2 separate regions of the Mus musculus genome follow, and region 1 is linked to region 2. A link is a loop called in an ENCODE intact Hi-C map of the cell type or tissue named here. Cell type or tissue: heart. All regions are shown on one strand. Each heading gives the region's core, and the rest is flanking DNA. Links, peaks and the distances in the headings are about the cores only.

The links. Peaks named below come from ENCODE experiments on the same cell type or tissue, not always from the same donor. Only the 100,000 strongest peaks of a DNase experiment are listed, where the experiment ranks them.
Region 1: a loop joins it to region 2, with 2.8 times the contacts of the local background. A loop is called at or near these places in 5 of 42 quality-filtered maps.

Annotation. Positions count from the first base shown.
Region 1 is chr4:141,657,342-141,673,416 of GRCm38, reverse strand. It overlaps Plekhm2 (pleckstrin homology domain containing, family M (with RUN domain) member 2), which reads left to right and starts at 9,271. Exons shown (of 20, transcript NM_001033150.2): 1 at 9,271-9,556. The coding sequence starts at 9,497. In heart, for the core only: no CTCF peak of the experiment used is centred there; DNase peaks (open chromatin) are centred at 9,226 and 9,796; H3K4me3 peaks cover 1,953 bases; H3K27ac peaks cover 1,861 bases.
Region 2 is chr4:141,714,257-141,730,331 of GRCm38, reverse strand. Ddi2 (DNA-damage inducible protein 2) reads left to right here and starts at 6,913. Exons shown (of 10, transcript NM_001017966.2): 1 at 6,913-7,275. The coding sequence starts at 7,138. It overlaps Gm34863 (a long non-coding RNA gene), which reads right to left and starts at 829. Exons shown (of 5, transcript XR_881550.2): 1 at 523-829. In heart, for the core only: a CTCF peak has its summit at 10,230 (motif pointing left); no DNase peak of the experiment used is centred there; H3K4me3 peaks cover 857 bases.

The DNA.
Region 1 (16,075 bases), core at 7,825-10,324, 56 kb after region 2:
AGATTTACCTGCTTCTGCTTCCAAGGCCTGGGGTTAAAGGTGAGCATGTGCCCCCTCTGCCTGGCTCACCTTCCCAGCTCTTTCTAATTTCCTTCAGATCTTTATACAGATGTTACCCCTTGGCATTCTGTGGCTACTTTCTCAGCTTCCTAGCTGCCCCCTCTTCCTGTGCTCTCCTTAGGCCTAACCACTGCTCACACAGCCTACAATCCGCTCCCGGATCTTGCTTAGGGTGTTTTATTGTTTTTTGAGACAGGATCTCTCTGTGTAACCCTGACCGGCCTAGTGCTCCCCTTACAGATCAGGTTGATCTCAAACTCACAGTGATCCTCCTGCCTCTGCCTTCCAAGTGCTGGGAAGTGCTCTGCCACCGGGCCTGGGTCTTGCTCATGACTCTTTATTCCTAAGCTCTGAGAATGGAGCATCCACAGGCCCCCTCCTCACCACAGCCCCACTACCTACAAATGTGCCACTTCCGATTTAGCTTCGGTTTCCGAGAGAGGCCAAGAGTGTCTCAAACTTACTATGTAGCTAAAGGTGACCTTAAACTATATCTGCCTCTACCTGACCCCCTAGTGCTGAAATCACCATCACAATCCATCATAGAGGGGGCCTTCGTGCAGGATAGACAAGCATTCTGACCAATCGAGCTGCATGCCCAGCCCCTGACCCCCGGGTTCTAAATGAGTAACTACCTGAGCTCAGGCATACTGCCTCAGTTTCCTCATCACAGAGGACCCCGTGGCTCGTATCATGAGTGAGATGACAAAGCCATTCACAAAAAGGTACCTGTCTGAGACCCTGCCAGCCCGGGGGGCTCAGTGTGCAGGTCTAGAACCGAGCCCCAGGGTTGCTGACTCGGAATTTAGCAGATTTGAGACAGAGGGCGTGGTCAGAAGTCACGTGAACCGCACTGCTCTGTCAGCAGTTGCATAGACTTCAACAGTAGCTCTCTGGCCGCTGTTTCATAGAAGGAAATGCCCAAGTCAGGAGTGAAGCCTCAGGCTCAGCGGGTCTCTGTTCTTTCTGATTGTGTCCTTCCCTGACCAGCTTTTTAAAAGAAGACTAAGAGCCGGGCGGTGATGGCGCACACCTTTAGTCTCAACACTCGGGAGGCAGAGGCAGGCAGAGCTCTGTGAGACTGAGGCCAGTCTGGTCTACAGAGGGACTTCCAGGACGGTCAGGGATACACGGAGAAACACTGTTTGGGGATACACACACACATACACACACATCTTACTTGAATTTTACACTCTTCAAGCTGGGCGTGGTGGTGCACACCTTTAACCCCAGCGCTGGGAGGCAGATGCAGAAGGTCTACAGAGTGAATTCTAGGTTAGCCAGGACTCCATAGTGGTATCCTGTCTAAAAGAGAAAGAAAGAAAGAAAAGAAAAGAAAAGAAAAGAAAAGAAAAGAAAAGAAAAGAAAAGAAAAGAAAAGAAAAGAAAAGAAAAGAAAAGAAAAGAAAAGAAAAGGAAAGGAAAGGAAAGGAAAGAAAAGAGAAAAGAAAAATTTCTTCAAACGCCAGGCATGATAGAGCACACCTGTAATTACAGCACTTGGAAGGCAGAGCCAGAAGGATCTTTGTGAGTCCAAGAGAACAACACAAAAAAAGAGAACAGAATAAAAAAATTAAAATTAAAATGGAGGGAGGGGGGGCTGCAGGAGGACTGACTGGAGAGATGGCTTAGCAGTTAAACATACTGGCTGCTCTTCCAGAGGACCCAGGTTCCATGTAGCTCCCTCAGGGCAGCTCACGGCCATTGCAGCTCTTCCTTCCAGGGGATCCAACTCCCTCTTGGGCCTCCACTGACACAAAGTCACAAGTGGTGCACAGATGTACATCTGGGCAAAATGCCCATGCGTATGAAATAAAAATGTATAAAAAGAGAAAGTGTGAAAAAAACATAACCCACCCGCTCTGACAGGGAGTTGCTGAAGGTTTTTTAAGCTGGAAGGTTGGGTAACAGCCCAGTTTGTACCTACCCATTCTACTGACGGAACAAGCTGGGAGGAGGCACTGGACCTTTAACATAAAGTCAGATGCCCCGGATAAAGCTGCCTTGCTTCAGCTTAAAGCATCCACTTCTGGAGACTTCAGGGTCAGGTCGGGGACTTGCAGTACTTTGTAGATACACAAAGCCAGCCCCTCCTGCTTGCCTCTCTCCGATGAGGCTCAGACAGCTTCGCCTGCCTGCTGGACAGGAAGGCATTCCCCTAAACACAAATATAATGGAGAAAGGGGAGAATTTATTTCTCTCTGTCCTTTAACTTTTTTTATGTGGGTGTTTTATCTGCATGTATGTCTGTGTTTCAGTAGCATGCTTGGTACCCAAGGAAGCCAGAAAAAGGCATTAGATGCCCTGGGGCTGAAGTTACCAATAGCTATGCTTCTCCCATGGGGCTGCTGAGAATTGAACCTGGTCCTCTGGAAGCTCTTAATACTGAGCCATCTCTCCAGCTCCCCACCCCACCTCACCCCCCTTTTTTTTTTTTAAAGTCTTCTTATTTTATATACACTGTAGCTGTCTTCAGACACACCAGAAGAGGGCACCAGATCCCATTACAGATGGTTGTGAGCCACCATGTGATTCCTGGGATTTGAACTCAGGACCTCTGGAAGAGCAGTCAGTGCTCTTACCCGCTGAGCCATCTCTCCAGCCCCTTTTTGGCCTTGTGAGGCAGCGTCTTGCCTATCCCAAGTGAGCCCTCCAATGCTATGTAGCTGACAAGGACCCTGAACTTCCAGACCTTCCCGAGCCTGCTTCACCAGTGCTGGAACGACAGACTTGGGTCGCTACACCTGGCTTTAAAATCCTTTATTCTGTGCCACCGATTTAGAAACCAGGGCAAGTGACTTGCCCGAGGGCCTGGCATGAATCAGCAGAGGCTTTTGATTCTTGATGCCTTTTGACTCAGAGTCTCATGAGCGAGCGTCCCACATGACAGGGAAGTGTTGTGCAATAAATGACCGGCTTCTGGTTTCCAGCTTCTTAACTTCCAGCCGTATGACCGACCCCTGTGTTTCACAGAGTCCCTGTTCTTTATTTTTCAATCTTTATACACGTGAATATTTTGCCTATGGGTATGTCTGTGCACCGGGTGCATGCTTGGCGCCCTAGGGACTAGAAGATATCAGTTACAGATGTTGGTGAACCACCATGCCAGTGCTGGGATTTGAACCCGTGTCCTCTGGAAGAGCAGTCAGTGATGCGCTATCTCTCTAGGCCTTCACCCTGTTTTTGACAGAGTGCAACTTGTGTTTAAACTCCAAGTGTGATGCAACAGCCTACGTATGGACACACCTTCTCAGCAGTAATTCTTGTCAGACTGAGTGTGTCTCTCCCACTAGACAAACACATACTTGGGAAACTGGCAGGCAGTAGAAACCTGTGGTCCTCCAGAAGTTGTAAAAAAGTGATTGGGACCATTATCCCAACAGGTGCAGACGCAATAACATGGTGGAAATGTCGCCACCTTCCAAATAACAGCAAGTGGACATTTCCAGCACACAGCCAAAGAATACACTACCTGGTGAGAGCTGGACGTGAACCCTGGAGTTCACAAAGCCCTGGCTGCTTTCTTTTGTGTGTTTGCTTGTCTGTTTGTTGTTTTCTTTTTTTTGTTTTTGTTTTTTATTTTTCTAAGACAGGATTTCTTAGCGTCCTGGCTGGCCTGGAACTCACACTATAGATCAAGCTGGCCGTGAGCTCACAGACATCTGCTTGCCTCTGCCTCCTCTATGCTGGGATTAAGGGCATGGGCCACCCCACCTAGTGGGGTTTTGTTTTGTTGTTTTGTTTTGAATTAGTGTGTATGGGGAGGCCAGAAGAGGGGGTCAGATCCCCTGGAGTGACATGACAGGCGACTGTAAGCAAATATGTATGCTGGGATCTTAACTCGAGGCCTTCAAGGAGAAGCAAGTACCCCAACTCCTCAGCATCTCTCCAGCCCAAAGCCCTGATTCTCACACATAGTACCATATACCTTAGACGTGATGGCTCGTGTCTGCCATCCCAGCCCCTGGGAAGAGCAGAAGTTAGATGTAGTCTGCAGCAACAAAGGGAGCAGGAGGAGAGCTTGGGTTGTATGAAATACTGTTTCCAAGCAAACAAACAAACAAAGAAACAAACAAACGGAGGCGGGGCTTGGTCAGCCAAGCACTTGCCTTGTGTAGGGACTCCTGACCCTGCCACCCCCCAGTCCCATGATGCACGCTTCCTATTCCACAGCTGAGTGGCAGGCCAATGAGAGACGCTCTCTCAAGCAAGGTAGGTAGCATTCTTTTTTTTCTTTTTTTTTTTTTTCTTTTCAGTTTTTCGAGACAGGGTTTCTCTGTGTAGCCCTAGCTGTCCTGAAACTCACTCTGTAGACCAGGCTGGCCTCGAACTCAGAAATCCTCCTACCTCTGCCTCCCAAGTGCTGGGATTAAAGGTGTGCACCACCACTGCCCAGCTTGTTGTATTTTATTCTTTAAAATATTTCTAAATTTTATTTTTTACTATTATCTTGGGGATGTGTGCACCACAGCACACCCCTGGGGGTCAGAAGACAGCTTTGTGGATTCGATTCTCTCCTTCCACCTTTATGTGGGTTCCGGGGATTGAACTTGGGTCTCTAGGTCTAATATGGCAGTTCTGGGGATTGAACTTGGGTCTCCAGGTCTACATGGCAAGTTCCTTCAACCATGAGCTACCTCACCAAACCATGATTTTAAAAATATATCTTATTATTATTAACAGGTTTCTTTCTTTTTTTTTTTTTTTTTTTTTTTTTTTGGTTTTTGGTTTTTGGTTTTTCGAGACAGGGTTTCTCTGTGTAGCCCTGGCTGTCCTGGAACTCACTCTGTAGACCAGGCTGGCCTTGAACTCAGAAATCTGCCTGCCTCTGCCTCCCAGGTGCTGGGATTAAAGGCGTGTGCCACCATGCCCGGCTGGTAGATAGCATTCTTAAGCACACACACACACATTTTTCTTCATTAATGTAATTTATTCACTTTACATCCTAATCAAAACCTCCTCCCAGTCCCTGCCTCATACAGCCCAGCCCTTCCCCTTCTCAGAAGAGAAGGAGGAGGCCCCCTATCTATCACCCCACCCTGGAACATCAAATCACTGCAGGACTAGGCACATCCTCCCCCACGGGGTGGGGGTGGGGGAGGATTGAAGGACCTGAGGGGGATAGGGACTCCACAAGACGTCCAACAGAGTCAACTGATCTGGACTAAATCACCAACCGAAGATCAAACGTGGGCTGAATCTAACCCCTCCCCCCAACACACACACTGGACCTAACCCCACACACACACACAGCTGGACCTAACCCCCACACACACAGCTGGACCTAACCCACACACACACAGCTGGACCTAACCCCCACACACACAGCTGGACCTAACCCCCCCACACACAGCTGGACCTAACCCCCCCACACACAGCTGGACCTAACCCCCCACACACACACACAGCTGGACCTAACCCACACACACACAGCTGGACCTAACCCCCCCTCCACACACACACAGCTGGACCTAAACCCCCAACACACAGCTGGACCTAACCCCCCCCACACACACACACAGCTGGACCTAACCCACACACACACATCTGGACCTAACCCCCCCTCCACACACACACAGCTGGACCTAACACCCCCCACACACACACAGCTGGACCTAACCCCCCACACACACAGCTGGACCTAACCTTCCCCCCTACACACACATATGTAGCAGATGTGTAGCTTGGTCTTCATGGGGGTCCCCCTACAACTGGAGCGGGGACTGTCCCTGCCTCTTGCCTGCCTGTGGATCCCTTTCCACTAACACACATTTTAAAAAGCTGAATTGGTCTTTAATCCAAAACATGAAGTAGTGTTTGTCAAAACTCGGTGCTGAGCAGGTGGCTTGATGTTGAGTAGCAGGGACTAACCACAGGCTTGTTGGTTAGACTCAGGGTCTGAGTGGTTGTGCCAGGCCTGCATCTCACAGGTTGGGGTCTTGTAGGCTCCCTGGCTGGGAGGGACGGGGAGGGAAGTCCTTCATTCAGTCTAATCCTCCGCCTCCTCCTCTGCCTCCTCCTCTGCCTCTGCCTCCTTGCCACAAACAGCTTTGGGCACCCGTCTCTCTCGCTTTCATCATTTAATGCAATATGTCCTCTGCCCTCAATCTTTTCCTTATCTGGGCCACAAAGGCAACCTTGATCCCCAACCGTCCCCGCTTTGCCCTCTACCACAGTTCCATGGTGACTCTTGTTTTTCCTGAATTCAATATCAATCTTAAAACGCCCTGGCTTTGGTTGCCTTGCTCCCTAAAGGTCTGCTCCAGCCCTTAGGGTGGCTACTAACCCAGTATACAAAACCTAAAATGGGTCCCGGGTTCAGAAGACACAAGCGATGCCTGGGGTCATATGCTTGAGTCTATGGAGAACATTTGGTTTAAGTTGATCCTGGTGGTGTGTGTCTAAGTACTTGGAGTCTGAGGCAGGAGGATCGCCTCAACTTCAAGGCCAGGAAGGGCTAGAGTGAGACCTTGATTTAAAAATTAGTACAGGGCTGGGCTTGGTGGCACAACGCCTTTAATCCCAGCACTCGGGAGGCAAAGGCAGGTGGATTTCTGAGTTCAAGGCCAACCTGGTCTACAAAGTGAGTTCCAGGACAGCCACGGCTACACAGAGAAACCCTGTCTCAAAAAACAAAAAAACAAAACAAAAAACAAAAAAACACAACCTAGTACAGGATCTAGTGGCCGTGATTATACACAGCCTTAGTCACAGTAGTGGGGAAGCAGAGACAAGCAGGTCTCTGTTAAGGTCAACCTGGTCTACACAGTGAGTTTCAGGCCAACCAGAAAAACTATATAGAGAAAGAACTATTTCAAAAAGAAAGAAAGAAAGAGAGAAAGAAAGAAAGAAAGAAAGAAAGAAAGAAAGAAAGAAACGAAGGAAGGAAGGAAGGAAGAAAGGAAAAGGAAAGGAAAGGAAAGGAAAGGAAAGGAAAGGAAAGGAAAAAGGAAAGGAAAGGAAAGGAAAGGAAAGGAAAGGAAAGGAAAGGAAAGGAAAGGAAAAAGGAAAGGAAAGGAAAGGAAAGGAAAGGAAAGGAAAGGAAAAAGGAAAGGAAAGGAAAGGAAAGGAAAGGAAAGGAAAGGAAAGGAAAGGAAAGGAAAGGAAAGGAAAGGAAATAAGACAAAAATTATAGGCATGGCTTAATGTTTTCGCTTGGGTTTTGTTGTTGTTTGCGACAGGATCTCAGTAGTAGCCCAGGCTGGCCTACAACTCACTGTGTAGCTGAGGATGGCTTGTAAGTCCTCCTGCCTTCGCTCCCCAAGTGCTGAGATGACAGGTGTGCACTGCCTGGCTAACACTTGGTTGTAGTATGGAGTCCTGCAGCCGCTAGCTAGGCCCCGAGTGGGAAGGAATGCAGGAATCCCAGGTTTTCTTTCCTTTTCCAGAGTTTATTTGATCCATTATCCAGTCCTAGAGAAACCAAACTTTAAAACTATCACATGGTCGGGCTCTCCTTGGAGGTCAGGAAAGGGGTGAGGTCCTCTGTTCCGTAGGCTGTAGATAGAATTAGTGCTTCCACGGGGGACTTTAGGGGTGAGTTCACGATTGAAGACTAGGGAGCCAGAAGGGAGAGTTTTGGTGTCTGAGAATTAAAGACTGGATTTATTGCTCTGTGAGGTTATGTTTATTTTGGGACCAAACTTAGAGAAGTGATCCAGGTAGGAATCAGAACCCAAGTGTAGATAGAGCTGGTGCCTTTGGGCAGGGCATGTGTTCAGTGAATTATGCTGGACTTGGGGCTGATGGAGGGAAGCCTGCAGTAGGATACAGTGGAGGGAGGTGTGTCCTTTGTTTGTTTGTTTGTTTTTTCGAGACAGGGTTTCTCTGTGTAGCCCTGGCTGTCCTGGAACTCATTCTGTAGACCAGGCTGGCCTCAAACTCGGAAATCCGCCTGCCTCTGCCTCCGGAATGCTGGGATTAAAGTGTGCGCCGCCACTGCCCGGCTTAGTCACCTTCCTATTGCTATGATGAAACACCATGACCAAAGCTACTTGGGGGTGGAGGAGGGGTTTATTTGGCTTACATGTCCCGAATTACAGTCTACTGAGGGATGCTAAGTCAGGAAGTCAAACCAGGCAAGAACCTGGAGGCAGGAGCTGATGGCTTGTCTTCCCCTACGTTGCTCAGCCTGCTTCCTTATAGAACCCAGGACCACCAGTCCAGGGATGGCACCACAATGGGCTGTGTTCCCTCCCACCCCCCATCAATCACTAATTAAGAAAATGTCATACAGCCTTATCTTATGGAGGCGTTTTCTCAACTGAGTTTTTCTCCTCTCAGATGAACCTAGCTTGTGTCCCTGGTCGAGCTGACACAAAACTAGCCAAGACAGAGGGTGTGAGGGCCGATAGGGAAGAGGGCTTGTTTTGGAAGTAGAAGATACCTTGAGAACGGTGAATTGGAGTGTTGGAGAGGATGGAGGGCTGAGCTCTGGCATCAGGGCAACGTTGGGTGCTGGAGTGGCTCTAGGCGGTCCAAACCTCGGAACCCTGGGGTGTGCGTGGAGCAGTTGGAAAGGAATAGGTAGGTGTCTCTGCCAGGCCAAGCCTTGTCTCCAGAGTCTCTCGAGTATTCGGGTATATCTGGGGCCCCTTGTGGGCAAGGGTGAGGAATGTCAGGTTTGGAATGAGGGAGGGGCCCCGTCTGTCCTGGTCCTGAGTGGGGTCTTCAAGGAGTTGGCCGGGTCCTGGAAGGAGAGCCTTTGAATGTTACAGGGAAGGGAAGTGTGGGCAAGGAGAGAGGGAGCAATATCTAAGGAGCTGGGGCAGTTTTTAGGCCCGTGCAGGGCCTTGCTGCAAGGGGTTAGGGGAACGACAACACGGACAATACGGTATCTCAGAGGAGCTGGGAGGGGGCCCGGGGTCTGTGAGGTTCCCGGGGTCTTTGAGCAGGGTGGCTCTGGAGATCGGTGAGCTCCCAGGGTCTCATGAGGAGTTTGTGCAGGATTGGGAAGTGGGAGGCGAAGTCTTTGAGTCCCAGCGTGTTTGAGGTCCCGAGGCTCTGCGGTGCCGGATCTATGCGATTCTGGCTCTGTGAGGTCCTGGGTCTATGCGATCCGGGCTGTGTGAGTCCCCTAGGTCTGCAGGTCCCCGGGGCTCCGGATCTCTGAGCTCCCAGGTCTCCATCGCCCCGGGTCTCGGAGGAGGCGGGCCCGCCTGGTCGCCGCCGTCCCTCCCGGCCGGTGCTGGCGCCGCCCCGCCTGACATCAGTTCCTGCGGCCGCGCAGGGCCCGCGTCTCCTTCCCGGCTCGGCGCTCGGGAGGCGGCGGCGGCGGAGCGAGGCCCGGGCGAGGCGAGGCGAGGCGAGACGAGGGCGGCGGGCGCCGGGGCCCGCGGCCGGCACGACGGAGCCCCCGCACGGCCGGCGGCAGCGGTTGGCGGCGGCCCCGGGCTCCCGGCGTGGGAAGCGGCGGCGGGGCGGCGGCGGCAGCGCCATGGAGCCGCGGGAGGTGAAGGACCGAATCCTGGAGAACATCTCGCTGTCGGTGAAGAAGGTGAGCGGCCTCCTTCGGCCCCGACCCCCTCCCCGGTCCCCGTCGCTAGTCCCCCCCGGGTCGCCTCCATGACCGGGACCCCGGGCCACTGTCGTCCTGGCGACCCTGGGCCCTGCTGGAGAAGCAGGCGACTCCCGGGAGCGCCGCGGCCTCCGAGCTATTTTTAAAGAACAAAGTTGAGGTCAGCGTCCTCGGAGCTCCCCGGTGCCCGAATCGGCCTTGTCTTCCCGCGACTGGCCCGTGACACCTCGGGAAGGCTGCGGGTAGGACGGGGCAGGGAGAGCATCCTCGAGGAATCCACTGCATCTTCCCTCCCTCCCTCGGGGCAAAGGCCGAGAACCAGCACCTGCTGGTCACCCCAGCTGTGCCCTGCGACATTGCTTGGGGACCCACGGAATCCCCAAGTCGTCCTAACTCCAGGATGGCAGTTTAGAAAAAAGCGAGTTACAGAGCTCTGAGTGAGGACCTGAGGTGTCTAGGGTTGTAGTTTTGGAAGGTAAGCCGTGGGACGGTGACACTATGACACTTTGGGTTGGGGCTTGTTAGTATTGGTCATTGCCCCAATTCCTGGTAGGAATGACTACCTGTCAAGGGCACGCACAGGGGTGAGGAGACAGGCCAGCCTCAGAAGGCTGGGTGTGGTGATGCATCTCTGTCATCCAGCACACAGGAGGCTAAAGCAGAGTCCTGAGGTCCAAGCTAGCCTGGACTACATAGTGAAACCGAAAAATAGAGGAGTGGGGAAGATTGACTAGCCTGCCTTCATGCTTTTTCTGTGTGTGTGTGTGTGTGTGTGTGTGTAACTATACTTTAGGAGCTGTGTGTGTGTCCGTATGTAAATGGGAGAGTGGAGGTCAGAGGTCAACTTTTGAGAATTGATTCTCTCCTATCCTGTTAATTCCAGTACTCAAACTCAATGTGTAAGTTTTGGCAGCAATGCCTTCACCCACTGAAGCATTTCTCTGGCCCTCTTCTTTCTTGCTTTTCTTTTCTTTTCTTTTCTTTTCTTTTCTTTTCTTTTCTTTTCTTTTCTTTTCTTTTCTAACAGTCTCACTATACAGACAAGGCTAACCTCAAACTCTCCCTCCAGAGTGCTGGCCTTAAAGATGAGTACCACACCGCCTGCCTCCTTTAGGGTTCTTTGTGCATAGAGGCACATGCCTTTGATCCCAGCATTTGAGAGGCAGAGTCAGGTGGGTTTCTATGAGTGTGAGGCCAGCCTGGTCTACATAGTGAGTTCCAGGACAGCCAGAGCTACATAGTGAGACTGTATCTTGAAGAAAAAACAAACAAACAAGAAAACCAAAACAAACAAACAAACAAAAAACAGAAAATAAAAAATAAAAAGGTTTCTGCTTCTAATAAGGCCTACTCCAAGAGAGGAAGCTAGTGGTGGCCATTTAGTTTGAAGGAAGCTGCGCAGTTCTAATTCTCTCTCTGAACAACTAGCCGGGTGCTGGCTCACACCTTTAATCCCAGCGCTCAGCTGCTAGAGGCAGGTGGATCTCTGCAAGTTCAAGGCCAGCCTGGTCTACAGAGGAGAGTGCTACCACAGGCAGGGAAGGCTAAATGAAGAAACCCTGTCTCTAAAAATAAAACCAAGGGCTGGAGAGATGGCTCACGGGTTAAGAGCACTGACTATTCAGGACAAAGGTCCTGAGTTCAAATCCCAGCAACCATGTGGTGGCTCCCAACCATCTGTAATGAGATCTGACGCCCTCTTCTGAAGACAGCTACAGTGTACTTAGATATAATAAGAAATAAATCTTTTTAAATTTTTTTAAATTTAATAAAATAAAACCAAAACAAACCAACCAACCAGAAACAAACAAACAAAAACCTCACAAAACAAAACAACAGCTAGAAAGTTCAGCTCCGGGGCTGGAGAGATGGCTCAGCAGTTAAGATCACTGACTTTTCTTCCAGAGGTCCTGAGTTCAATTCCCAGCAACCATACGGTGGCTCACAACCATCTGTAATGAGATCTGATGCCCTCTTCTGGTGTGTCTGAAGACAGCAACATGGTACTCATATTCATAAAATAAATAAACAGATTTAAAAAAAAAAAAAAGTTCAGCTCCCACCATAGACACCGAGGCTGAAGCAGCCATGGCAGACCTGGTAAGATGGCCAAAGCAGGGAAACTGGCTTGCAAGCCAGAGTTGGTGTGCAAACTGGATGACTTGGGTTCAATCTCCAGAACTCACGATGGAAAAAGTAAATTCAAAACAAAACAAAACAAAAAAAAATGCTGCTGGACAGATAGCCAGGTCAGTGGCTAAGAGCACTGGCCTCTTTTCCAGAGAATCTAAGTCAGGGTCCTAGCTCCTAAGCTGAGTGGCTAACTACCGCCTGTACACCAGCGCTGCATGCCTGTGTGCGTGTCTCCCTGCACCAACACACAAGGAACCTTTTAAACAGCAGCCGTTGTCTTCCAGAAGACTCTGTGTTGGTAGAGACTGGGAGGCCCTCACTAAGCCTTGGCAGACTGATAGTCTTCTCAGAGAAAGAAGGCTGCGCGGTGCGGCATCCAGGCTAGCAGGAACATCCTCCAAAGAAGTGCCCCGCCCCCAGGTGGTTTTCTGGGGGTGAGTATCAAGGGTTCTGCTAGAGGTGGCTAGAATGTGCACCCTGGAAAAGCCACACAGCCTCGCACAGAGGCCAGCAATGCACACAGACCCAGGCCGAGCTTTGGATTCTGGATCCTAGCAGCCAGCGGAGCCTCCGGTGACGTCACCAGTCAGACGTCAGACTCTGCTCATAATGCAGTATGGAAATTCAGTTCCGTGAGAGAATAGACCTACACTGCCCGCACCATCCCTGCCACACACTCAGGCCCTGTGACAGCTGCCACTGTCCCCTGCACGGTTCTGTCTCTTTTTCCCTGAGGTGGGGCTGGCACCCAGGGCTGTGTGCATGCTCTATGAGCGCTCTACCATGACCCACAACCACGGGCCTTTTTTATTTATTTCATTATTTTACTTTACCTTATTCTTTTAGATAGCCCAAGCTGACAAAATGGCCTCCTGGTGATTTTTGATCTTTTCCCTCCACCTTGCAAGCGCTGGAATTACGGGCATGCACACCACATCTGGCTTCTGTATGTTGCTGGGGATTGAACCTCCACCTTGCAAGTGCTGGAATTACGGGCATGCACACCACATCTGGCTTCTGTATGTTGCTGGGGATTGAACCCAGGGCCCCTGGAGTGTTGGGCAGACACTCCACACACTGAGCTACATCCTGAGTATCCCGTCTCTCTGTTTTCTTTTTTGGTTTTGCAAGGCAGGGGGTTTCTCCGTGTAGCCCTGGCTGTCCTGGAACTCTCTCTCTCTGTAGACCAGGCTAGCCTTAAACTCACAGAGAGGCTAGCCTCTACCTCCAGAGCACTGGGATCAAAGACATTCGACACTCTGTCCAGCCATTTTTTTTTTTTAACTTGTCTGAGATAGTATCTAACCATGTTGCCCAGGCTGCTCTCGAACTCATGTTCTCTATCCTTAGCCTTCGAAGTAAGTACAATTATAGACCTGAGGCACTTTGCCCTCCTTCCTGGAAACTTTCTCTTAAAGGATCATGTGGAGAATATTTTTAAGCACTACAGCCTTCACCAAAATCACCCACTTCTTTCCTTTTTACTGCAAAGCAACCGCACATTTGTGAGTAAGGCTGTATTCTAGTAAACCTTTATAAAAATAGACCAAACTTTGGCCCACAGGTAGTTATTTATATATGGACACCTGGGTATACCCAAAGAAGTTCCTGTCAAGGTGGGCTGGGGAGCACTGTCAGAGATGACATGAGGGTGGCTAGGCCTGTGGAGAGTTCAGCGTGCATGCAGCTCACCTTTGTTACATCAGGCTTGCAGGGCGAATGTGGCTGCTGCTTCACCTGTTCAGTAGAGTCAACACTGCCTCCTGCTGACCAAGCCTCAGAGAGGGCCTGTTTCCAGCACATGGGCCCTAGCAGCCAGAGCCCACCCCCTTCTGGGTCTGGATCCGGAGGCTCAGATGACCAGGCTCCAGATGTGGCCTAGCCCAGCTGCACAGGGCTGCGTCCAAGACTGTCTGGGGAGGGGGCTCAATTTTTTTTTTTTTTTTCAGACAGGCCTCTGATAGCCCTGGCTGTACTTGGTACTTGCTAGGTAGATCAGACTGGCCTGGAACGTACAGAGCTCCACCTGCCTCTGCCACCTGAGTGCTAGAGTTAAAGGTGTGTGCGGCTATGCCTGGCCTTTCCTTTCAGCTCCTTCAGATAGCTTAGCCCTGGTAGTGGGTTGAAAGTTAGTGAAAGTCCAGGCCTTTACTTTTACATCATTAGTTTTTGTTCTCTCAGCTTTCTGGGAAAATATTCTGAAAAAACCCCAAGGCCTTGAGTCACTGGGACAAAGATCTAAGTAAAATAATAGCCACACACCTATTTTATGAAGGAAGTCCCTCTTCCTTCTGCTGGGTCATGGTATTGGCCCCGGCTCTTTCTCTTTGGTTGCAGAAGAGGCTGTGAAGGACCCAAGGGCTCCCAAGCAGGAATCACATAGTGTGTGGGCACTGCAGGCTCTGACCCTGTAGGTCACCCCACTGACATCAGGAACAGGTGTGGGACAAATGTTGCCCTGCTTCTCCTGAGCTCTGCCCATCGGGCTTACAAAGTGCTTCTTTTAATACACTGCTTCTCTGACATCAGGTTTCTGTTAGAAGCCTTATAACGCTGTGGCCTAGTCCATCCAGGCCTTGGCTCTAGCTTAGAGAAAAGTTCCAGGTGATGGCTTGAAGCCAGGCACAGCCACCCACTGGCAATCGTGGGCTGCAAGGAGGACCAAGTCTGAGTCCCTGTGGTCACAGCTCACACTCAAGGTTGGGTGACTCAGTGGTGACTCTCTGATCTTCCTCAAAACTCAACTCTCTGGAGCCCAGTGTGAAAAGAAGGTCATGAAAAAACTGAATCTTTCTGCCATCAGCAGAAAGTCAGTGTTAGGTCTAGAAGCATGCTGAACGAGGGTGCAGCGGTCAGGATGCTAAGAGAGGACCTGGGTGTGAGTGTGGTGGGGAGAAGAAGGCTGGCTTTCCTAGGTAGCTCACTGCGCCCAGCCCTGGGCAGATCGTTTGTCCTGCTAGCGTGCTTGTCTTGGTCTCAGGGGTCATCACCATGGCCCTTGCGTGATGCTGTCAGAGCTGACATTACCCCAAATTCACAGGAGACACTGGGGCTTTCCTGTGGCAAAGTTCTCCCAGGTGGCCTCTTTGGTGGCAAAGGGGTTTCCCAGTATGCTCTGCAGGGTAGAGAGATAGGGCAACCCTTCCCCTGGGGTGGCCTCCTGGAGTATCCAGTCTAGGGAACACTCCTGGTTGGTGTGAGCAAATGCTCCCCGCCAGCCAGTCGGTCCTCCGGCTCAGCCTCCTGGTGGCCTGCTAGGTGGGAGGGTCTTGAACTCCCACGTGAGCCAGAAGAATGATAAGGTTTTAAGCTGGTCTGTTGGCTTTCATGAGCACGTGGGGTCCTGAGTGTATCCCCTCTCCTACAGCCAGCTGGTCTTGCTTGCGTCTTTTTGGTTTTTTTGTTTTTTGTTTTTTGTTTTTTGTTTTTTTTTTTTTTTTTTGGTTTGTTTTTTGGTTTTTTGAGACAGGGTTTCTCTGTATAGCCCTGGCTGTCCTGGAGCTCACTTTGTAGACCAGGCTGGCCTCGAACTCAGAAATCCACCTGCCTCTGCCTCCCGAGTGCTGGGATTAAAGGCATGCGCCACCACGCCCGGCTTTTTTTTTTTTTTTTAAGATTTATTTATTTAATGTATATGGGTACAGTGTAGCTGTCTTCAGACACACCAGAAGAGGGCATCAGACCCCATTACAGATGGTTGTGAGCCACCACGTTGCTGGGAATTGAACTCAGGACCTCTGAAAGAGCAGTCAGTGCTCTTAACTGCTGAACCATCTCTTCCAGCCCACATCTCTCTTTCTTACGGTCCATTCTCTTCCCCAGACAGCTGTTCAGTAGTGGGAACTAACAGAATCTAAGAAACCCAGTGGCTTGGGAGAAGAAGGGAGGGACTGTGCCCATTTGAAATCCACAGGATCCCCTACCAGAGTTTTTGGAAGTCATAGGGTCACTGATCAATTTCAGCACAAGTTGTCTGCTTTTTTTTTTTTTTCTTAGTTTTTCTCGAACTCACTTCATAGCCAAGGATGTCTTGGATCTTCTGGTCATCCTGCCTCCACGTGGAGCACCTCGCCCAGTTTTATGTGTTGCTGGGGATGGAACCCGAGGCTTTGTATATGCTAGGCCAGCTTGCTACCCTCCAAGTCACACTCCCCAGCCTCAGCCAAACCCTTCATTGCTGGTGTTCCACTGGCCGCTGAGGCTTGAAGCATGGAGGGGAAGGGACAGTCACACAACTGGACTCCTTACATTTAATCTACTGGAGCCGGCTCCTAGCTCCACACCTTCCTCCAGTCAGTAACACTGCACACTGCAGGACACCCTGTGCTGCCCACCTAAGCCAGGGAGGGTAGGCTCAGGGAGGCA
Region 2 (16,075 bases), core at 8,860-11,359:
CAGGAGCAGTGTGTGATCCTAACCACTGAGCCATCTCTCCACCTGAGACTTTAGATTCTTAGCATCTCCCAGTCACTAACTGTGTGTATTTAGGGAACTAAAGTCCCTGGAGCATCCGTTTCTGTTTCCTTTCATGAAATGAAAATAAGACTTTCTGGAAACATTTTGAAGAATAAAGATCTATATGAGACATCTTAACATAGTAGCTAAGATTATAGGCTTGCTGGGACTGGAGGCACAAAAACTCCTGAAACAGACTCAAAAGCTCAAACAGCTCAGACAGACATTGAGCTCATGCCTCTAATACTAGCACTCTGGAGGCTGAGGCAGGAGGATGGAGTGTTCCAGGTGAGCCTGACTACATAGGTCTTGTCTCAAAAAATATACAAGACTATAGGCTGGAGTCAGACTGCCTGTTTTGCCTCCTGGGGCTGCCTGTCAAGGCTTTTGTATCTTTAGCTGAAAGACTGACCCCTCTCTCTCCCACCTCCTCTTCATCTGTAAAATGAAGGTAACGAATACCTCATAGGATTTTCCAGAGTGTTCAGTAACTTGACACAAATTGCTCAGAAGGGTTCTTGGCACAGAGGGAGCTTTCAGTAAATGTAGCAACCATTTGAAAGGTGCTTGACAGCCTCGATCAATTAATGGGTCATTTTTGGTAAGCCCTGTTATTCTGGGGCCAGGACTCCAAGTTCTGCGACTCCCTCCCCTCGCCTCACTCCAGCCTAAGTTACAATGGAGGAATGAAATGTCTCCAGTCATTTCAGGTGGCAGGTGATGAAAGTGTAAAATCTGCCTTTTAGGGTGAGGAGACAAAGTTGACACTCTGTATCTGATCCCAAGAGGCAGTGACTAGAGTCTAAAGTCCAAATGGGGCCAGGCATGAGAGGAACTGAGTTGGAGGGAGGGGACGGACTTTGTGCTCTTGGTTCTGACTCTATTGGTTTTTTTTTCCAAACTGGTCTCAAACTCAGAGATTCCCCTACCCCTGCCTCCCAAGTGCTGGGATTAAAGGCAAGCACCTCTATGTCTGGCTGAGATAGGGTTTTCCTAATGCACACAGGCTGGCCTTGAATTTGCCACCCCCCTTGCTTTAGCCTCTTAAGTGCTGAGATTACAGGAGCACACCCTCAAACCAGCTCAGCTCACTAGTTATATGATCTTCACCACAATCAATCTGAGAACGTTTCCATCACCCCCAAAAGCAGCTCTGTACCCACCAGCAGTCACTACGCACGTAGTGCCTCTTCCCATCAGCCTGCAGCAACCACAAGTATGTTCTCTGTCTCTGCTGATTTCCATTTGCGGATATTTTATATACTTAGAATCATACCATATATCTCTTTGGTGACTGATGGGCTTTCTTTTTTATTTTATTTTTTTAAGATTTATTTTGTGGGGTCTGGAGAGATGGCTCAACAGTTAAGAATACTTGTTCTTCAAGTATATCCAGGGCTCTGTAGGTAGATCCTGCTTTAAAATGAACAAACAACACTTCTTGTTCTTACTGAGGACCTGGGTTCAATTCCCAGCACCCACATAATGACTTACAACCATCTCTTTGTTTTTGTTTTTCGAGACAGGGTTTCTCTGTGTAGCCCGGGCTGTCCTGGAACTCACTTTGTAGACCAGGCTGGCCTCTAACTAAGAAACCCGGCTTGGCTTTTACAACCATCTCTTACTCCAGTTCCAGGGGATCCGACTTCCTCTTCTGACCTCTGAGGGCACAAGGCCTAAACAGTGCACATACATAGCTACAGGCAAAACACTCATATGTAAATACAAAACAAACAAACAAACAAACAAACAAAAACTTTCAGTATCTCACTATGTAGCCTAGGCTGTACTGGAATTCACAGAAACCCACCTGCCTCTGCTTCCCAAGTGTTGAAGCTAGTGGTATGTGCCACCACATCAGGCTTTTAAAAGTCAACTTTTTATTGTTGTGAGCAATTACCTGGAGATGCCAACTTAAAGGAGGCTTAGTCGCCTTTGGCTCATGGACAGAAGGGTTTGAATCCATTTGTTCCATTAGCATGGGGGGCATGGTGAAGCAGAACACCATAAAGGTGGTGGTAGCGTGTGACAGAGAAAGCTTTCCCCCCCGTCTTGAAAAGAAAGCTGGGAGGAAGGAAGGGATGGACACACCCGGGAGGAGGAAGGAAAAGGGGGTGAGTCAGACCTGGGACAAGCTATTTCCTTCAGAGCATGGCCGACCCACTTCATCCAATCAGCCCCGCCTTTTACCATACCCACCATTTTCAGGTAATCCATCCAACTGTGGATGAGGACTCTTCATTTATAGTTGACCCTTGCCCACATCAGCCACCACAGCCCCCGTAGCGAGTGGTCCCTGTTTGGGGTTTTAATTCTCAACGGCATTGTATGATGGTCACAGATTCTGTGAGCCAGAAATTCAGACAGGAAAGAAGAGCATATGGTTCTCTGGAGCCTCAACTGGAAAGTGTCAAAGGCTTTCTTTCCCCTGACTCAGTGGCTAGGGCTGCGTTCACCCGGAAGCTCTAAGCTCAGACACATGCTAGGTTTGCCCGGTGAGCAGCTTTGCCCTCGGCTAAGCCGTTGCCTGGAGTAGCTATGTGTCTTTCTTCTCCATAGTTTTCTTACTTGGAGAGAGAATGTGGGCTTCCTCGCTGGATCCCAAGAGTGAACTGTCTAAGAGAACCAGGTTAAATACGAGTTGCCGTTGAGACCTAAGCTTAGAAGCCATCGAAGCCATCATACAGTGTCCCTTACACAGAGTCAGTCTAAACAGCAATTCAATTCAAACTTAGGGATATATATATATATATATATATGCCTTTTTCTTTTTGAACTGGCCCATCACAGCCCACCACCTCAGCTCCTCTCTCTAGACAAGGCCCTACTAGCATCCTAGTTGCCCCCTTGAGAGCTGTGCTTAAGAGCTTGGGCCCATAGAGCAAGCCATACGGAGATGACTGTCAAAGAGCCTGGGCCAGATGGATTTCCAGTCTGGGACAAAAGGGAGCATCGCCTACTTCTGTGACAGGGCTATGAATGTGGTAGTCCTCCAGTGGAGTCTTATCACTTCTTGAGGCCAGTGTCCTTGGCGTCCTTTACTGTCCCTGGAGGCTGGAAGAGCCACTAGACTGGTGGCAGGTACAGTTCCATGGTCCGGATTGAGTTCTTGCCCCTGTTCCTTCTTTAGCCTCTGACTGATCTCCTCAGGACTTTTTTTTTTTTCTCCCTGAATCAAACTGGTCTCAAACTCTCTTTTCAGCTGAGAATGGTCTTAACCTTCTGATCTTCCTGCCTCTATCTCAGAGTGCTGGGATCACACAGGCATATGCATGCTTAATTTGTATGCATTGCAGGAGGTTGAAGCCAGGCTTCACGCATGCTGGGTAAGCACTCTATGAGCTGAGCCACACAGCCCAGCTCCTACCCTGTCTTGAGATACAGTATCAATAAAGGGATCAGGTGCCTAAAGCTGGCAGCCCTCTCCAGCCTACCTCCCAAGTGCGTGCGCCACCATGCCCGGCTCTTTTTTTTTTTTTTTTTTTTTTTTTTAAGATTTATTTATTTATATGTAAGTACACTGTGGCTGTCTTCAGACACTCCAGAGAGGGAGTCAGATCTCATTATGGATGGTTGTGAACCACCATGTGGTTGCTGGGATTTGAACTCCGGACCTTCGGAAGAGCAGTCGGGTGCTCTTAACCACTGAGCCATCTCACCAGCCCCCATCTTTTTTTTTTTTAAATTAGGTATTTTCTTTATTTACATTTCCAATGCTATCCCAAAAGTCCCCCATCCCCCCCCCCCCACTCCCCTACCCCCCACCCCCACTTCTTGGCCCTGGTGTTCCTCAACATTGCACTTCTTAATGGGAGGAAAAACACACAGGGTGGAGGCGATTGTTATGGCCATGTTCAGAATAATAAATGCCTCAGGAACCAAGAACCCAAGCGATAGTAGAAAAATCAGCCCAGAGGAGTTGTCCAGAGAGCTCAGCCATTAAGATATAATTTCCAGTCACTCAAAGCTCCACCTCAGCTGATTCTTGAAAATCCTCCCGCATTTGCCTAACTTGGCTCTGGTTATCTTAGATCTTCTCTGCTTTAGAAAGCATCGTGGCTTACCTAATAACATCCTCATCTCCCTATCCCTGCCAGTGTCCATTAAAACTTGTTGAAAATGCTGAACACCTGCATTCCTAGTCTCTCTTACAGCTCCTTGACACAGGTCTGCCCAATAAGTATGAGCCAAAACCCTGATGACAGATTTCTAGGCAAGCTCCAGCCTTGACAAGAAAATAACTCCTGGTGTGGAGACTCCAGCCACACAGCGATCTCTGGGGAAAGGTCAAAGGACTGTTTCTATCCTTAGAGGCAGGTGAAAGTGCTGGCCTTTATACCACTGACTCGCTGAACTGGAAAGGCTGCCCATCTGGGCCCTTAGCCCGTGAGAAAACAAACCTTTATTTGTCAATGCCCTAGATAACATCTCTCAAACTAAGCTCAGAAAGCTAAGACTTCCTTTGGAGTAGTAGGAACAGCAATTCAGTTGTAAGGAGTTCATGGAATGCAGAGTCAAGGTTGCAAAGAGAGAAGGCAGGGAAAATTTGGTCTGAAATGGGTGAGCGAAAAAACTCCATTGAAATTGGGAAAGAATTGGAGTCGTATGAAAGGCTCTATGTGACTGCTGCTTTCAAACCAGCGTGGTGGCGTATACCTTTAATCCTAGCACTTGGGAGGTAGAAGCAGGTGGGTCTCCCTGAGTTCAAGACCCAGCCTGCTCTACACAATAAATTGCAGGGCTACACAGTGAGACACTCTCTCAAAAAAGGGTTGGGCTGCTAGAGAGATGGCTCAGCAGATAAGAGCACTGGCTGCCCTTCTAGAGGTTAGATCCAATTTAGTTCCCAGCACCCATATGTCAGCTCACAACGGCCATCGACTCCAGACCCAGGGAACCTGACATCCTTTTCCTCCTCACCAGCACTATCCATACTTGTGCTCAGACAAACATGCAGCCAATACACACATACATATAACAGGGTTTCTCTCTGTAGACCAGACTTCCCTGGAACTCATAGAGATCCACCTGCCTCTGCCTCCTCTCAAGTGCTGGGGTTAAAGATGTGCACCGCCACTGCCTGGTTTACAGTTTTAAATTTCTAAAGGAACAATTCATGCCACAATAAACATCTTGGTGCCCACTAACTGTGGAGACGCAATCACAGTGGGGTGATTGGAGTTCACATCCTGTGGGGCATCTGGCATCCTCACAAACCTTACTTAAGTTTCCTAACTCCATTTTGAAAGGCTCTCTAGCTGACATTTTCATTGCAATTTTCTTTTCGTTTGGCACAGCAGCTGGGCTTTCTGTCACGGATGCTTGATTTCAGCCCTGTCCTGTGGTCCCAGCGTCTCCACTTCTGTTTTTGTAAAAGTCTTGCGCCTATGTATTCTGTCTTTTCTGCAAAGTGAAGTTCTTGCAGCATCCACAGCCACCCTGCTTCCCATTTCCTTCCTGTTCTGCTGGAGGAGGCTCCTCGCTCCACGGAGCCAGGAGTGGAAATCCTTGTGCTTGTAGTGATCCTGCAGTCTCTGCTCCTGGATGATGGTGAAATGAACCAATTCAAGACAGATTAGCTCGTCGTAAATGCGGGTTTGTTGGGTTGGGAAGCTTCTGTCAGGAGGACGAATTCACTGGTCCCAAGGAAGGAGAGGAAGGAAGCCATATTAGTCGCCATGGGAAGGGAAAGGAGAAGAGGGAAAAGAAAGAAAGAAAGAAAGAAAGAAAGAAAGAAAGAAAGAAAGAAAGAAAGAGAGAAAGAGAGAAAGAAAGAAAGAGAATGGGGGTGGGGGGGAGAGAGAGACCAATGATATCATATATGATATGATATCTGTATTAAATGCAGAAGAGTCTCTGGGGGAAGGGCAGCTGAGTCCCTGCCAGGTAGGGACAGAGGGATGTCAGGAGAACCTTGAGCCTTTGATTTGTACAATGCATACCTCAGCCCCTAATCCAGGACTGGAAACCAAACACTCCTGAGTGCTGGGATTACAAATGTGGACCACCCTAGTGGGCCCGGGAGATGTTTTCGGATTTTTACCATTCTTGGTATCTACATCTTCTTATGAATTGAGTGGCCACTAAAATAACGACTGTTTCCCAAGTACTGTCTTTTTGTCCTGCTGAGGTTGAGCTTGGTCCTGGTAGGCAAGATGTCAACAAGGTATTTTATCTATACCATTAAAGTAAATTGTTCAGACTGGAACACTTATGATCCAGGCAGGCTTGGAATTTGCCAGCCTTCTGTTCACCCTCCTGAGTAGCTGGGATTACAGGTTTGCGCTACCAGTCCCAGTATACGGAGTAAATTCTAAACCGTACCCAGTAAACGTCCAGTGCTGGATGCAGTCTGAGAGTGAGTTAACTAAGAACTGTGCTGTGTGTGTGTGGCTGCCAGCGCAGCCATGCCAGCCCGCAGGCTGGGATGGGCCTCGAGCACAGCAAAGGATCTGGATTTTCGTCCTACATTCATTACCAAGTCGAAACCGAGTTAATATTACTGAAATGACAACTTCCATTACGAAAACTCTGTTTTAGAAAGATGTGCTTAATTTGTCTTTCAACCATTTTTATGCACACGCCATTCGCACAGTAGGTCCCCGTTGGATGACTAACTGGGACTGGGATCCTGGAATACTCCGGAGCTCAAGCATTAAATCGTGGGGTTCCCCCACCCCGCATCCCCATTCCTCCCTCCAGTCTCCCCAGCCCCGCCCTGCCCCACAGCCTAGCGTCGCGAAGGCTGCCGGCAGCCTGGCGCGCTTTACGGCCGTGGCGTTGCGACGGGGCGGGGCGCCGGGCGGGCGGCCCGCGAGCTTGACGGCAGCGGTGGGAGGCAGGCCGGCAGGCAGGCAGACGGCGTCGCAGGCGGGTGGCGGCGGCCGCGCTGGCTGCCGAGGGCGGGAGCGAGTGAGTCATTGCGCGCGTGTGAGGGAGGAAAGGAGCGAGCGAGCGAGCGAGCGAGCAGCCCGCGCCCGTCGCCCTCCCGCCGCTGCCGCCAGGTCTCCCCAGCCGCCGACTGCCTTCCGCCCAGCGCCCAGGCCGGGCCGAGTCGAGCCGGGTCGGGCCCGGGCCATGCTGCTCACCGTGTACTGTGTGCGGAGGGACCTCTCCGAGGTGACCTTTTCCCTCCAGGTCGACGCCGACTTCGAGCTGCACAACTTCCGCGCGCTGTGCGAGCTCGAGTCCGGCATCCCCGCCGCCGAGAGCCAGGTACGCCGGGGTGCGGCAGCGAGCGGGGGCCTCCGGCCGCTGTGGCCGGGGGCGGGGGGAGCTGGGGGCCGGCGGGGGCCGAGTCCTGCAGCCGCCCGTGGATGCACCCACTGCAGCTAGAGGGGCACGTGCGCGGGCGGGCAGCCCTCCCCACCTTCTGGCCTTCGGGAGCCTGGGTCCTCATCCGGGATCTCCTGACTTTCCGACCAGAAATACCAGTTTGGATCACTGGGAGAACGACGCCTGCCTGGGGTTCGCTTATTTGGACCGCTCCAATATGCGCAGTTTACTACCTGGGAGAATGCAGATTTGCGGTTGAAAGTGAGGGGAAAAAGTTTGAGACTCACTCTGCCATTGACGTCTCTGGAAATGCATACATTTTTGGTTAATTTATTATATATGTATACACACACACACATATATATATGTCATATATTAATTAAAGTAATGGTTAGGTTAACTCAGTCTGTCTGCTTCTCTCAGGCCAAAGCCCTCCTCCTTTCTGGGCCCAGTTTAGTTGGGTCAGTTCAAAGCTCAGTGCTTTCGAAGGATATTAGCTTGAAAATGGCCTACTGTCTGAAGACCCCCGAGGGATTCGGCGGCCAGGAGTTCAGCCTTCTCATGTTTTAACAAGAAAATATATTCTCAAAATGCTTTGGTGTCCTTAGTAGACTTCATCAAACAATAGGTGGACTATTTTGTAACCTTTGCACTAAATCCCTTAAGATTCTAACCAAAGTGGCCCCCGCTGGGTGTAGTCTAAACACCAGAAAATTATAGACAGCTCCCAAGGCCCCAGAATGTAAATCTTGATTTCCTTCTGCAATTATGAAATAGTTCCAAAAACTGTTGCCCAACGACTGCCTGTTCTGTCCTGACTTACGGTAAACTCTGCGTGTCAATATTGTGTTCAGAAGTACCATTCCTTCACACAATGTGAACTTTAGAACCTTGGCATGCAGCTCTTTCTGGAAGGATCTATTTTAGGGAAGGAGGTGTCACTCACATACGCGGTCTGGCAAAAGTTGGGAATAAACAGTTCCCCCAATTTCCACAGAAAAATTAACCCACAAAAACCTAGGACCCCATTCCTGTTGGTCAGCCTCCTCATACAGGTAGCAGGGGCAAGCTAGGACCAGGGAGTTTGGGGGGCTGGGGGAGATTTGACTTTTTAGAGGATTGATTAATTGCTGGTTGTTGTTTGTTTTGTTTTTAAGGCAGGTCTCACTATATAAAACACTGGCTCCCATCTACACTCAGAGATCCCTGTTGACTTTGCCTCCCAAATGTTTGGAGTTAAGGCCTGAGCCATCACAACCAGCTGCTTTTGGTTTTTGTTTGTTTGCTTTGGTTTTTTTTGTTGTTGTTGTTGGGTTTTTTGTTGTTGTTGTTGTTTTTGAGACAAGGTCTCAACTGTGGGGTCAAGGCTAGTCTCAGACAGCAGCCCTCCTGCTTCAGGCTCCTGTACAGCTGGGATTACAAGAATACACTATCATGCCCAAGTTCAGTTTTCAGTTTTGAAGTTTTTTTTAAAAATTTTTTTCAATTTTTGTGTGTGTGTGTGTGTGTGTGTGTGTGTAGGGTGTTTTGATGACCCAAGTTATAATTGCCAGCTGATGGGGAGTAATTTTAAGTTGAATTTGTTGGTAGGACTTGAGGTCTACAGAGGGTGAAGCTGTTTCTCTGCTGTTTCTCTTCCTCCATCCTGTGTGCACGTCATCCTAGCTAGCACTACCGCTGTCTTACACGCTCCCTGCCCAGCCCATTGCACTCCGATGTCTGCAGAAAATGTTAAGTAAACTAAAGGGGATAGCAGGCTGAATCATAATTGTATGGTTAAGGAGGGTTCAGTCTTTAGTCTGGAGTTTGAAGGGTACCATTTGAACAATTAGGCTAGCTCTAAGTTCTTCTCTAAGTAAATTCGGTGTTGACTTTCTTCCCAACCCAAATTGGCATGCAGAAACCCGGATTCCCAACAGTGGTAAGCCTGTATTAAATAGCTGTAAACAGCACCCTGTTTTTCAGGTTAGTGCTGTTGGCTCTATGTAACCTGACAACTCAGTGTCTATTTTAAGAGCTGATTTTTAAGTGGGGGGTCACTTGTCTAGTTCACTGGCTAGCCCCCCTCAGGCAGGAACAGGATCCACCCCAGACACTTGAGTCACTTCCTTTCATTGGATCATGAAAGTAAACATGATAGTCTTTTGTTTTTTAAGTCCTAGTCTGTTTGTCTTGAGCTCCCTAACCAGTTTTTCTGTTTTGTCCCTTCCTCTCAGCTTTCATTCAGTCTGTTTACTTGAGTTTCTTCCATTCCGGTCTCTTGGCTTGGCTTCAGAGTCCCACTTTAATCACATGTGCAGGTGGAGATGGTTTCTGTTCTAATTTATTATTCTCATGTTATATCTACTATAGCCCCGTAAGTGAAGTGTTTTCCACCCTGCTCACAGCACCTTATACATAAATGCCTGTTTTATGTATTAGGCATGTGTGCGCACAGTCAGCTGTATGGTTCATAGCACGGTACACAACGTAGTATGGTACACAGCTAACAGGTATTACATATGTGCATATACATCAGTTACATTATATACATTAAGTAGTGATGTACATTATAAATAGATACAAAATAGAACTCAAGAAAAGGTCAGCTAAGCCGAGTGGTGGTGCACATCTTTAATCCCAGAACTCAGGAGGCAGAGGCCAGTAGATCTCTGAGTTCAAGGTGAGCCTGGTCTACAGGTCAAGTGCCTAGACAGCCAGGGATACACAGAGAAACCTGGGGGGCTTGGGAGGAGGATGAACTAGAATGAATGAAAATGGGGTTCGAGAGACAGATAACCATTAAGAGCACTTGCTGCTTTTATAGAGGCGTCTTACAGAGGTTTGATTCCCAGCACCCATACAGTGGCTCACAACCATCAGTAACTCTAGTTCCACAGGATTCAATGCCCTCTTGTGGCCTCTGTGGGCACCAGCTGTATAGACATGCAGGTAAAGTACACAGAAATAAGTGGACATTTTTCAAAAATTAAAAAATCAATGGAAATAAAAATGGCTGCGCTGTTTCCCTCCTGTATGTACCCTTGAGGGACTGTCCAGCGTGTGTCCCTCACAGGGGATGCTGGTTTGGAGCTCTATCTCTCAGCAGCAGCATATGTGCGCAAGTCACTTGGAGAAGGTGTGAGGTTTTTAACAGCTCTAGTCTGATTATAGTAGTTGTAATCTAATGACAATAAGTTTAGAATAGAAACCATCTTCACTTGTACTGCGATTAAAACAGAACCTGTTCTGTCTCAGAGCAAGTGTGGGCTTGGCAGCCAGGCAGGCTCATGGTGATGCTTTGATGCAGGCTCGGCTGGGCTGACCTCAAACAGTTATTAGGACTTAGTTTCGCATTAAATTAATGTCTTGATAGTTTTGAAACATAGTTTACTTCTGTAGGTGGTGTGGGAAAAAAGCCTGTACAGAGTAGAAGACCCTCAATGAAAGGCATGCTGAAGTAGCAGCTAACAGCAGTTAGCTGTGACCCTGGAAATGCTACTTTTGCACACAGCCTGAGTGTGGGTTACAAAAATGCTATTTTAAACCATGGAAAGTGGAAGTTTCTGTGGTGGCTAGTTTTGATGTGTTTATTTCCTTATGTATTTTTCTTTCCTGTTTTTTGTTTTTTTGGTTTCTTTCTTTCTTTCTTTCTTTCTTTCTTTCTTTCTTTCTTTCTTTCTTTCTGGTAAATGCTGAATAGCTATGCTAGAAAGGTTGTAACACAGAGAAGGATAAAGACTGCCACAGCTCACTTATTCCTCATAACCCAGGGATAACTTGCACATTGAGTGTTAGTTTGGTTTTGATTGTTTTTGTTTGATATTTGAGACTGAGAGTTCAAGGCCAGCCTGGACTCCATTTCAGGTCTCAGGACAGCTGAGCCTGCGCGGTAAGAACCTGTCTCAGGTTTTTGTTGGGGTGCTGAGCATGGTGACTCGCATTGTTAATCCCAGCACTTGAGAGGCAGGCTGAGGTGGAGCTGGAAGATCTAGGCTAGCCTGGTCTGTATAGGAAACCTTGTTTCAGAAAAATAAGATGTACTGGGTTAGGGGTAGCTCTGGTAGAGAGAGTGCTTGCCTGCTATGCATTAGATCCCCAGCACTTGTCAAAAGAGAAAACAGTTTAGCTCCCCAATCCCCAGTAAATGGAAGCTCTTTCAGATACCAAAAAATTCTGCTTTGGTTTGGTTTGCTTTGCTTTTCCAGACAGGGTTTCTCTGTGTAGCCCTGGCTGTCCTGGAACTCTGCAGACCAGGCTGGCCTCGAACTCCCAGAGATCTGCCTCCCGATTGCTGGGGTTAAGAGTGTGAGCCAAGCCGGGCGTGGTGGCGCACACCTTTAGTCCCAGCACTCCGGAGGTAGGGGCAGGCGGATTTCTGAGTTCGAGGCCAGCCTGGTCTACAGAGTGAGTTCCAGGACAGCCAGGGCTACACAGAGAAACCCTGTCTCAAAAAAACACAAACAAAAATAAAAAAAGTGTGTGAGCCACCACACTCTGCGATACTAGAAGACATTTGATGTCATGCTTAAGGGTGGAGTTGTATTAATGATATTAATTAGTCTGTCGCTAGATGTTGACTGAGGTTGAAATTGTGTCTCCAGCTTGTTCCTCTGGTACCACTTCTGCAGATTTACACCTGCATAATCGATTTATCTAGTAAGCTGTTCTGAATAGCAGGGCTCAGGTCTTCCATACTCGCTTTTGAGGGGGTAACAGAAGTTGTAAGAGTTGTGCCAGAGCCATCACCAGCTTGCCTTTTGTTTGGCTGATAGAGACATGAAGTCATTGATCTAAGTTGGAAGATGGCAGGGTTTGTTTTAGATAGCCCAAGCTAGCCTTGAGCCACTAATCCTCCTGCCTCTGCTCCCCAAGTACTGGGATTGCAGGCTGACCTAAAGGTGATTTCCTTACGGACTTAAGATGAAAAAAAAAGAAAAGTTACTGCCTTTCTTGAACTATTTTGAGCTAGGGTCTCAGTAGCCCAGCCTGGCCTTATCGCCACCCTAAGTATTGGGATTACAGTATTATGTTTCCATGTCCTGGTTACTTGCTGATTTTGGTTCTTGTGAGTATTTTTTTCTACCCAGTGTGATGGCTAATTTTGTTGTCAACACAACTGAATTAGCCTTCCCGGGGGATCAGTGAAACACACCTCCACACGTGCCTATTACAGCATTTTCAGAGACAATTGCATCATGAGGCTCTGACCTAACCCATGGATTAACCAATCCTTTGATGAACTCATAGTAAAATGGAATTACTGGGAGGTGGTGAAGATGGGACCTGGTTAGAAGAAGAGGATCATTGAAAGTATGTCCTTGGGATATGTCTTCCTGTGTCCTCTTCTTTGTTTTCTGCCGTGCCATGATGTGAATAGTCCTTTGATTTACCCTTCTGACCAACATCCAAATCCTTTGAAATCAGGGCTAAACAGATATCAATGCCTAACTAACTAATCCACCCATTTTGAGATTGGGTGAGGTATTCCATAGCTTGTTACCATGCCAGATGTCAGTGACTATCTGGAACTTAGCACTTCCTTGTCAATCATGATTGTCCCCATCCTCCCCTCCCCTCCCCTCCCCTCCTTTCCCCTCCCCTCCCCTCCCCTTCTCAAATTTTTTTTTCAAGACAAGGTTTTCTATATAGGCCCAGACTGTCCTGGAATGCTGTGTAAACCAGGTTGGCCTCAAACTCAGAGACATCCAGAGATCTGCCTGCCTCTGCCTCCTGAATGCTGGGATTAAAGGTGAATGCTATTACTCTTGACTTTTGTTGCCATGCTTTTAAAAAGAAGAAACTGGGGCTGGGAAGATAGCTCAGCAGTTGTAAGCACACTGGCTGCTCTTGCTGAAGGCTGGGTTCAGTTCCCAGCATCCAAATGGTGGCTCACAAACATTTGTAATTCCAGTTTTAGAGAATCTAACACTAATGAATGGTCTCCACAGGCACCAGGCATGCAAGTGATATACATAATACATATGCAGGTAAAGTATGGATATACTTGCAGGTAATATACATATATACTTCCCAGGTGGTATATACATGCATGCAGATGAGATACACATATATGTAGGTGAGATACACATATAAATGCAGGTGATGCGCACATGTAAATGCAGGTAAAAGGTCCATATACATAGAAAAGAATCTAAAAATAAGGAAAAAAAGGAAAAAAAAATGGGCCAACCATGAAGACGCTAGGCATTGCAATATTTCTTTCCCTTCTCTCCTGCCTTGTCATGTCCTTTGCAGTGTTGCTCCATTGAGCTACATTCCCCAGCCCCAGTATTAATTGATGTGTGTGTGTGTGTGTGTGTGTCCCATACTCCTCTACTCAGAATTGAACCAGGGCCTCAGGCAGGCACTGCCAGTGGAGGTGTAGAGTTTTAAGGTAGAGGATGACTTAGAGGCCAATCTCTGAGGCTGCTTTGGGTGCTGTAAAAGAATATCATTTTAATGTTGAGCATATAGAACTCCAGTTTCAGTTCTCTTAATGGCTGTGTGACCTCTGTGTCTTCTGGTTCATAAAATTGGACAAATGATCTCTGTTAAAATGATTGACATCCAGTGAGACAGTGTGAGAGTTAAGTGGGAGGATGGGGACTTGGCATGTTAGCCCAGTAGAGCCTCACTCAGTGGTAGCAGGGTGCTCTTTTTTGTTTTGATGTTTATATTGTGTCCCACTGGGAGAGGATCCATGGGCTCTTCCATGCCAGGCAGATGCTTTCCCACTGAACCACAGCCTCAGACCCTAAAGCGTTCTTACCTTCCTGAGTTTGGTTCTTTATAAATGAGTACATTTCTAGTAAGAATGTCTAGTGTGTCTGTCTGCCTTGGGAGACTAGTCATGTGTCTTTAAATAAACTGACAGCTGAGCCTGAGAAGCTAGAGTAGGCCATGGGCTATTGGTGACCTCCTCACAGTGGCTTAGTGGTGTTGATGCCACCCAGGTACACAGCCTCTGCTCTGACTTATGGTTGATTTCTTCATACCCCAACAAGTTATGTGTAGCACAACTTTCTTTTTGAATTACCAAAGAGAAAAGGAATCCCTTGTTTTCTACCTTAAAGTATAAGATCTGCACTATATGTAAGTGTTAGAACAAGAGTTTTTTTTTTTTGTTTTTTTGTTTTTTTTTTTGGTTTTTCAAGACAGGGTTTCTATTTGTAGCCCTGGCTGTCCTGGAGCTCACTTTGTAGACCAGGCTGGCCTCGAACTCAGAAATCCACCTGCCTCTGCCTCCCGAGTGCTGGGATTAAAGGCGTTCGCCACCACGCCCGGCTAGAACAAGAGTTTTGATTTTTAGAGTTTCTCTGTGTAATACCCCTGGCTGTCCTGGACTTGAATGAAGACCAGGTTTGCTTCAAATTCACAGGGATCCACCTGGTTGCAGTCATTTTTAGTCTTGTATAAAACTTGTAAAGTTGGACAGATGAGTTCTATTCTCTTGTCTCTGGAAGGATTCAGCTTTGAAGGGTCACTTTTTGCCCCTATCACCACAGACTTGGGAGCAGAATGACAGTGAATGGTCAGAGTGGCCTGTGCAAATGCTATCTGTTCTCTCTGTGCCCGGGAACGAAGCTAAGAGAGCATGTGGGTGGATGAGGGAGGCCTGGTGGCAGAGCTCAGTGGTAGACAAGTTGCCTATCCAGGTACAAGGCCCTGGGCTTAGTGTGGAAAAAGAACTAGAAGGGACATCTGTTGTGATCAGTCCTGGTGGCCTGCTGGACACAAGAAATTTGACTCTTGGCCCACCTAATGACAGGGCCCCTCCTGGCTGAGTTAATAGCCAGCTCAAGTTGCACAGTCAGCTTATGGCCCAGTGCAGAGTACGCTCAGGGAGCAAGCTGTGGCTCAGGACCCAGTCTGTTCTGTGGACTACATGATGACATAGGGACCACCTTACATCCTTATGTGGCTAAGTCAGTGTGCTGCTCTGTGTTCTGTTCCTCCTTCTCCTCATACTGCTCTCGGATGTTGTGTTGGACATAGAAAGTATTTCTGTTAATAGTACTTAGCTCACATGCTTTGTTTTCTTTCCTATTTATATTTCACAAGCAGGAGAGCAGTAAGCCTTTGGGGATGAAGAGAAAGGCTGTGAGCACACATACCCCGTGCCAGTAAGCTGCCACGGTTGGGGGATGGTTGTTTTACAGTTGAAAACCATGATTATCTTTTTATCTTGAAAGTTTTTATCTTGAATTTGTCAGATGATTTGTTTGTTTGTTTAGAACTTGATCCTTGAGTACAGCTGTGGCCAGCCTGGTACTGGAGATGGTTTTTCTGCCTTGGCCTCCCAGTATTGCATGTTCCTTCATGGCTAGTTCTCCTTGTAGTAAACATACCCAGAACCTGTCATTCCTCTTTCCTTGGTTGCTCAGAGTGAAAGCTAAGTAAGACTCCCTACTCTATGATCCCACCCATCCTTTACCTGAGCAGACCTCTGGGCATTCCTTATATAACAGGCCTGGTCCTAAGCCTCTGTGGTGGACAGTTGAACCAAATGTTGCTTCCGTACAGCCTACGTTTCATTTGAGCAGACAAAGGAGCAGATCAGTATGTAGCACAGTAGATGAGGCAAGTAGAGTTGGCTTTAAAGTACATTGTGTTGTTAGGGATGGAACCTGGGCCTTGGGTGTAAGAGAAATGCTATGTCGTTGAGCTACACCCACAGCCCATATCCAGGGTACGTGTGGCTTTTGGAAAGAGCACTGAAGGGTAGTACTTGACTAGAGACCTAAACAGAGTGATAGAA